2 separate regions of the Homo sapiens genome follow, and region 1 is linked to region 2. Evidence: read pairs that join two places in POLR2A ChIA-PET (ENCODE). Cell type or tissue: MCF 10A. All regions are shown on one strand. Links, peaks and the distances in the headings refer to the core of each region. The heading gives the core; the rest is flanking DNA. Region 1 overlaps DUSP16 (dual specificity phosphatase 16). Region 2 overlaps BORCS5 (BLOC-1 related complex subunit 5).

Region 1 (4,257 bases), core at 1-4,000, 130 kb before region 2:
CTTTTCCGCCTCTGTGTGTGTGTGTGTGTGTGAAATTTACCATCCATGCAAAAGTTTAGGACTAGTGTTTGGGGAACTGAGACTGTCAGAAAAATGCCTCTTTATGCCACTCACCTTATGGGGCTGATGGAGAGTCCACGTAAAGGATAACCGTTTCCTCAAAGGATTTATGCTGTTTCACCTCCATCAAGAAAAGGGCTTTTTAAAGTTAAGGTAAAATTTTAAAAGAAAAGATTTCGTACCAATTGAATTAATTACTCTTTAATACCTACTTTTCCTTGAGTATCACATATATTGGTGGATACCACTTGGGAGGCTCGTGGAGTCTATTTGGTGAAGGCAGCAGCTTGGAGAAGTAAAATGAAAAGCAGAATGTATGGCTCTGTGTAGGGATTTTAGTAAAAATGTGAGTAGGCACGGTGAAAGGTTTTTGTTTTTTAAAATTGTGGAATTTACTGAGTTTGAAGACAATGTGGAAAGTTGCATTAAAATTTTTTTTAATTTGGCTAACATTTACAGTCTTATGTAAAAATATAGGCTAAATAACACCAGCCCAAGAGTTGGATTTTAGGTAAAATAATTTTTGCACTTATCAAAATTCTACATGGGGGAAAAATTAGAAATGAATTTATTTTGAATTTTGTTAGTGTGAATAGTGTTTTGAAAATAACTCGGTTCAAGTACTATAAATGTACATTCAGATAAAAAATGTAAACTGTGGTAATTAATTTTTTTTTTCTTTTTTAGTATTAACCTCTGCTATATCAGCAACTCAAAGTACAATATCTCATTTGGCTTGATTATAGTGCCAAATGATCATAGTGCATGATTATGGAGGGGGCTAGGAACAGAACTGCAGAATTATCCAGTTTTGCTCCTTTTTCAATTTAGAATGCCCTATCCTTTCGTTCAGTTTGGTGATTGTAAGTGTGTACCTATAAAATAAAAATAGACATGTAAAATTGGGGATTGGAGTCTTTGGGCCAAAAGCTTAATGGCAGTAACTGAGAAGGCAGTAAAAGAGGAGACACTGTTACCCCGGTTCTTTTCCTTTTTCCTACACGTTTAAAAATTATTTGTGGGACAGTTGAGAGTGGAAGTGAGGCTGAGATGGGAGGGGGGAAGAGTAGGTGTGAGAAGGTTGCAGAGTTTAGGTAGGGATCAGAATAAGAGGCAGGATTTATGTGTTAGTGTGTTTTGATGCTATTTTCTGTAAATCCCTGGACTGGGAATTTAATTTCATACAGTGTTTAGCATATGGGATTAATATATTGATGAAGCAGACTTATATAGCTGTCCAGTATTAAATTTTTTCAATTTTCAGCTAATCCTAAAAATCCTACTAAATATAATTTGCTAGAATTACCAGTGTAATAATTTATCCTAGAACTCCCAAGTTTTCCTAGACAAAAATAATTTTCTACTTCGTGTTACCTGAACTAAAAATTTCACTGGACATTCAGTGTTTTTAAAATGCATTAAGTTCTCAAGCAAAAGGTACTTTAATTTGAAGAAGTAAATTAATATAGGGTGAACTGATTTGGATCAGAATCCCAAGAAAATAAGGAGATAACTTAGAGGAAATAAAACAGATTTTATGACAGATTTCAACAGATGAAAGAAACTAGTTAAAAAGATTTCACAGGAAAAACCATAGTTGGTGCTTGATTGGCTTTAAAAGAAATTTACTGATCATTTAAAACGGAGATATTCACCATCATAAAAGAAAATCCGAATGTTGGCTTAAACAAAAACATAATTAGGAAAATAAGTCTTGCCCAAAGCTACATATGATAAATTCCAAAGCCAGATGTCAATTTTTTTTTTCTGATTTTCTTGTGTTGTAGACAATCTGTTATTTGTATGCATTTCATTATCCTTGATGATCAAGGGTTGGCTGTGTGAAGAGAGGTTCATAAAGGTTGGCCGAATTTAAAGAAGCAGGCTCAGGCTTTAAGAAGAGCTGGTTCTTCTACACAAATGGATTGAGACAGGGAGTTAGAATTTTAATCAAATAAATAACTGGAGGAAACAGTGGCTCAAAAGAAGGATGTAAGACAGATTACCTTGGACAGGTACAAAGAAATAATAAAAGCTTGCCAGGAGTATGATCAGTAAGGAAGGGAACAGAATACATCTTGCCATGAAAGGAAAGAGGAATAAGTGGAAAAATGCCCTCTGATACCTCAGCAACAAGAGAGAGGAATGAAACTTCACGCCCTTCTTGACTGGGGTTAGAAACATCATTATAGGTATTGCCACAAAGTCACAAGATTTTTTTATTACATTAAAAAATGTAGGCCAGGCGTGGTGGCTCATTCCTATAATCCCAGCACTTTAAGAGGCTAAGGCAGGAGGATCACTTGAGCTCAGGTGTTGAGAACAGCCCTGGCAACAAAGACCTTGTTTCCACAGAAAATCAAAAAATTAGCTAGGTATGGTAGTAGTACGCAGCTGTGGTGCCGGCTACTTTGGAGGCTGAAGTGGGAGGATCTCTTGAGCCTGGGAGGTCAAGGCTGCAGTGAGCTATGATGGCACTGCTGCGCTCCAGCTTGGGCAACAGAGCAAGACAGTGTATCAAAAAAAAAAAAACATATAATCTTGAGGGATAGTGATTGATAGGGTAAATTATGAGCATTACTTATATGAGAATGTAAAATTTAAAATTGTCAGAAATAAAAAGAGGGATTCGCTGTAATATCATGGCCTATTTTGAGTTATTTGAAAGGGAGGGATACATTATAAACTGAAATTATTAACTGAATTTCTGGATTAACTACTGATAGGAATCAAGCAAAACATTTGTTAGCAGTATGCTGTTTACATGTGCTGAGATGGATTCCAAAAGTTGGGGACACTGGCCCATGTTATGGAGAACAGGATTATAAGAATTTTAAGGGAGATACATACATATGCAAAGATAATTACCAGACAGCTGGCAAGTGCCAAATTCAGGTACAAAAGAGAAAGAGGGCTCAGGGAGGTAATCTTCATAGAGATAATAGAATTTGACCCTGGCCTTAAAGATTGGTTAACATGTGTATGGAGAGAGGGAAGTGGGGGAGGCGAAAGGCGGAAGGTATTCACCCATCTCATTCAGCAAATTTATGCTGATCCTCTACCAAGTGCTAGACCCTGGCCATACAGTGGAAAATAAGAGAAAGTTTTTGCCCTTACGTAACTTATATTCTAGTGGGAGAAGACAGGACAATAAACAAAGACAGTAAACAAGTAAACAGTACATTAAAAAAGTGATGTTAAATAGTGGTCGGTAGTAAAGGTAATGATCAGGGTCGATAAATTGCACTTATTCTGTGAATCACTTGCTTTGCCTATGATAGTCTAATGAACAGTCTTCATGTTATAACTTTTTAATATTCATGTGCAGTCCAAATGAATTTGAATAAAAATCTACACATTAACCAGTTTTTAAAAAAAGAAATGGGAATTAAAGAAAAAGAAACCTATGTGACTTTTTTTTAGGTCAAAGCATGGAAACTTAGATTTTTTTTTTTTTTTTTTTGAGACGGAGTCTTGCTCTGTCGCCAGGCTGGAGTGCAGTGGCGCCATCTCGGCTTTCTGCAGCCTCCGCCTCCCGGGTTCAAGCGATTCCCCTTCCTCAGCCTCCCGAGTAGCTGGGACTACAGGCGTGTGCCACCGCACCCAGCTAATTTTTTTTTGTATTTTAGTAGAGACGGGGTTTCACCACGTTGGCCAGGATGGTCTCGATCTCCTGACCTCGTGTTCCACCCGCCTTGGCCTCCCAAAGTGCTGGGATTACAGGTGTGAGCCACCACACCCGGCCAGAAACTTTAAATTTTTTTTTTAATGCCTTGTTAATGTATCCACAGTTCTTTTGCTGCCATTTGCTAAGAATCTCATGTTTTTTTACAATGAGATTAATGTCATTGTTTACTGTTCAGTTAGCTTTTTCACGTATTGGGCTATATTCTTAGGTTAGACTCTCTGTTAGGAACAATAATCACCATAGTGTCATAAAGTGAAGCTAAATTCCAAAGATTGTTTTGTATGGGAACATACAAAAGAAAAGATGTACAGACAATAAACTGTTAGGCTTAATTACCAATAGGTAAAATAGGGTAAGGGATGACACCTGTTCAACTCTTGTCCCTATGGCATATTGTTCCTGTATTACTACAAAAAGTAAAAACCTGAAGCAAAGATGTTCCAAAATGGGGAAGTCTTGATCTTTCCTGTAGTTATTGGACTGCCAGGTTTGTTTTGTTATTGTTTAGA
Region 2 (4,533 bases), core at 238-4,237:
ACATGGTGAAACCCCGTCTCTACTAAAAATACAAAAATTAGTTGGGCATGGTGGCAGGCACCTGTATTCCCAGCTACTCAGGAGGCTGAGGCAGGAGAATCGCTTGAACCCGGAGGCGGAGCTTGCAGTGAGCCGCGATCATGCCACCACACTCCAGCCTGCCGACAGAGCAAGACTCCGTCTCAAAAAAAAAAAAAAAAAAGAATTAGCAAAAGAAAGATGAACAAAAGTTATGAAAAGATATTTCACAGAAAAGGAAATACCAATACCTCAACTATAAGAAAAGATGCACAACCTCACTTATAATAAGAAAAACAAATTGAAACTTTACCACAAGCCCATTTTTCACCTGTCAAATTGGTAAAAACGAAAAGCATGAAAAATACTTTGTAGGTGGAGCTGTGAGGAAAGAGGTTTTGCTGCTTAGTGTGTAAGTTGTTAACACCCTATGGAGGAGGGCAATTTGGCATGGATAACAAAATTACAAATGCATAGCCTCTGATGCAACAGCTTCACCACTAGGAATTTACACACACAGTAGCACACAAGCTAAATGATGTATATACAAGAGTATTCATTGCAGCAGTGACTGTAACAGCAAAGGTCAGCAAACACCACAATGTCCCTGAATAGAGGGCCTGTTAATTAAATCAGGGTATATCTATAAATAGTATTACATGAACAAAGAAAAGAATGAGGGCGCTCTCTATGTACTTACATGGAAAAAAACCTCCATAAGATAAAATTTTTAAAAGGTATATAGATGCATAGAGTGTGCTATCATTGCATAAAAATGGGGGTTGGGGTGCAAGTAAACAAGAGTATATGTTCAGATTTACTTATATTTACATAAATAAACTCTGAAATGATATATAAGAATTAGATGGAGGCAAGGGGTAAAGAGGGGGAATTTCATAGTATACTTTTAACAGAACTTTTTTTAACCAAATGAATGCATTTCCCCCTTAAATATTTTTTAAATAAATAAACTCATTTTAACAAAAAGCTGAGGTTTTTCCTCATCTATGAGTAAGAACTTCAGGGCAGTTCTCCCTTCTTCACCCATCCCAAGTGCCCCCTACTCCATAAGTAAAAACCTCATCTTTAATTCTCACCAAAGTTCATATGGCCGAACACATCTTAAAACATTTTATCGGCCAGGCACAGTGGCTCACGCCTGTAATCCCAGCACTTTGGGAGGCCAAGGCAGGCGAATCACGAGGTCAGGAGATCGAGACCACCCTGGCTAACATGGTGAAACCCCGTCTCTACTAAAAATATAAAAAAATTAGCCAGGCGTGGTGGCAGGCGCCTGTAGTCCCAGCTACTCGGGAGGCTGAGGCAGGAGAATGGCGTGAACCCAGGAGGCAGAGCTTGCAGTGAGCCGAGATCTTGCCACTGCACTCCAGCCTGGGTGACAGAGCAAGACTCTGTCTCAAAAAAAAAAAAAAAAATTTTCTCTAAGGTGATTAAAGTGGTATAACAAATGGTGAGCTGGTTGAAGACAGGGACCACGTTTTGCTTATCTTTTTATCTCATGTCTAGTAGAGCACCTAGTACATAAAAGGTTCTTGATTAGGGTACGAGTATGCAGTTCTATTGCTGGAATTCCAAGGAAAGCATAAGTCTAGGAAGATATTAGGAGGAAAAAGGCTTCCCAGGATCTCTGTAGGCTGCATATATGCCTAAGAGCGAGTCCTTGTCTCAGTCTGAATCTGCTCTTCTAAGGTGCATGAGGAAGCTCTCCGGTGCTTCAGAAGACTATTGGGAGCCTGAATCGCAGAATGAAGTGGAGGAAGGCTACAGGGCCAGCCCAAGCTGCCAGGTGGCTGAAGCAGAGGGCCCAGAACCCAACCTTAGCTCACAAAACAAAACTCTCACTTCTACCTCTTGAGAAAAAGGTGGAGGGTGAGGGAAACGAGGGAAGTAGGAGGGGGATTTTGAGAAGGTTGCCAGGTCTAATAGGCACACTAGGATGTTCAAATTAAGTTGCCTAGCCAACTTCAAAATCAAAGGAATTACACTTTAAGTCATTCTTATAAATCACAATTGCAGCCTCCCTCTAACCATCTAAAAACAAAACCCAGGTGCATGACTCTATCCTCAGAATGTGCTTCCTTGACTCATAGGAATCTCCATAAACCCACCGCAAATCCTGCCCCGGGTCATAGCAGGAGCAAGACAGGACAGAGAAAATAAGAAGATGGGCCACATTTTCCATTCCTGAAGCAACAAAGTTGTGGCAACCCAGGCAAATTCTAGAGGCATTGAACACAATGTTTTCCCATCACCCTCTTGTGCCAGGAAACCATCTCCCTCTCGTATTGATAGCTACGCCTCTCCTGGATCTTCTGAAAAGAGGGAGAAGGACAGAAAGCTGGGCAAATTTAGAGACGGTAAATTTTGTCATTTTTAGGAGACCACAAACTTCCAGTCCTCTGAAGTGTTTCATTCTGAATGAGCATTAAGATTTTTTAAATTTTTGGAATGCTTTCAATGAGTTGTGCACTTGCCTGTTTGCTCAGTCCCCACCATCTCCCTCCTGTCCAATGCCCGGCAGCTCCACTCACCCACATTACCTGCCTGGCCTCTGCGGGCTTCTGGATTTATACTCCTATTTTAATTATTTCCTACCAACTCCAATACCATTAATAGAGAATGAACCTTGAAATTATTTTTTGTATAGTTTTATAAATGTTTTTTACACTTAGGATTTTTCTGCTTTACCCTTTATTATGAAAATTTTTAAATGTAGAAAAGTAGGGGAAAAATGTATACCCAAATACCCACCACCTAGATTCAACAACTAATATTTTGTCATATCTACTTCATCTCACTATATAATTTTTTTTCTTTTGCTGAGCCGTTAAAAACACCATAACATCATGACACTTCACTCCTAATACTCCATAAAGAAGAACGTTGATCCACATACTTATGGTTAGTTTTCCATGTTAAAGAGAAGAAGTTTCTAAATTACATGTTCCTTACAGTTAAGCAACAGGGCCATTGCCTTCAGTTTTCTACTTCTTCTTTAGTTTAATACGGGGATGCACCCAAAGATGTTTACTGAGTTAAAAACCTGATCTAACAGATTCCATATATTAAGGGTTAGGTTTGCAAATGGTAAATACTGGAGATATTTCCTAAGACCCTGTTTAAACCACTTTGCTTATACAAAAATGAGGAGTAGGCTCCAGGGAGTGAGTGAAGACCAAGACTGAATATTCCAGAGATCCAGCAAACTACCATCTGTACCTACCTCTTTGTGTAAAATGTTGAGTGGAAAAATCATCAGGGTTAGAAGTGTGGGAAATATTCTGCAGAGTGATCTTTTTCATTCTGAGATGTCAGGTGGGGGGAAACCCACAGTTTCTCTATAGCACAGTGCAGAGCCATATGGCTATTAGCTTAGCCTATTACCAAACCGAATTCCTTAACTCTGAGAGGCTTAGATACTTCTAGGACTAGAAATCAGTATTACAAATATTGGGACACATAACGAGCTCCATTTACTGCTACAGAATCCAGGAAGTAGAAATTAAATATAACTTTGACAAAAGTTACTGTGAAGGTATAATTAAACAACAGATTCTGAAAAAAGAAAATTCCCCCGTATGGACTGAATGTTTGTGTTTCCCCAAATTTCCTATGTTGAAATCCTAATCCCCAGTGTAATGGTATTAGGAGGTGGGGACCTTAGTGGGTGAGTAGATCATGAGTATAGAGGCTTCATGAATGGGACTAGTGTCACTAGAAGAAGAGATGTGAGAGCCTCCCCTCACTCTTTCTGTTCCCAGCCATGTGAGGCCACAGCAAGAAGATAGCCATCTGCAAACCAGGGAGCAGGTCCTCGGCAGAGGCAAATCTGCCGGCACCTTGACCTTGGATTTCCCAGCCACCAGAACTATCAGAGATAAATGCTTGCTGTTTAAGCCACCCGGTTTATGGTATTCTGTTATAGGAGCCCAAATTGACTATGATACCCCCAAAAACAATAAGAAATTTTCGAGTCTATTGGTCATAGTATATTTCAAAGATAAAAGCACTTAAGCTATATGTATCCTTTACTTAAACTCTAGTTCTCAAAGGCACTCCCTTCTCTTCTTAAAGAAAGGGAAAGTCTGGCCGGGCGCGGTGGCTCACGCCTGTAATCCCAGCACTTTGGGAGGCCGAGGCGGGCCCATCACAAGGTCAGGATATCGAGACCATCCTGGCTAACACGGTGAAACCCCATCTCTAGTAAAAATACAAAAAATTAGCTGGGCGTGGTGGCGGGTGCCTGTAGTCCCAGCTACTTGGGAGGCTGAGGCAGAAGAAAGGCGTGAACCTGGAAGGTGGAGCTTGCAGTGAGCCGAGATTGTGCCACCAAACTCCAGCCTGGACGAGAGTGCGAGACTCCCACCTCAAAAAAAAAAAAAAAAAAAAAAAAAGAAAAGAAAGAGAAAGTCTAAAACCATCTTCCCAACTTGGAGAGAATTTTGTGATGTGCGTTAGTGATTGATTCCTTCGGGATACTTAGAAAAAGTGTGC

Evidence for each region. ChIA-PET counts read pairs that join two places held together with the same protein. Peaks named below come from ENCODE experiments on the same cell type or tissue, not always from the same donor. Only the 100,000 strongest peaks of a DNase experiment are listed, where the experiment ranks them.
Region 1: POLR2A ChIA-PET joins it to region 2 with 5 read pairs; 7 of 35 experiments call an interaction of 5 or more read pairs at or near these places.

Annotation. Positions count from the first base shown.
Region 1 is chr12:12,556,722-12,560,978 of GRCh38, reverse strand. All of the region lies in intron 1 of DUSP16 (dual specificity phosphatase 16), which reads left to right. Among named protein-coding and RNA genes, the nearest start is that of DUSP16, 4.0 kb to the left of the region's middle. RefSeq lists an enhancer at 127-186. In MCF 10A, for the core only: no CTCF peak of the experiment used is centred there; no DNase peak of the experiment used is centred there.
Region 2 is chr12:12,427,073-12,431,605 of GRCh38, reverse strand. All of the region lies in intron 2 of BORCS5 (BLOC-1 related complex subunit 5), which reads right to left. Among named protein-coding and RNA genes, the nearest start is that of BORCS5, 72 kb to the right of the region's middle. In MCF 10A, for the core only: no CTCF peak of the experiment used is centred there; DNase peaks (open chromatin) are centred at 495 and 2,165.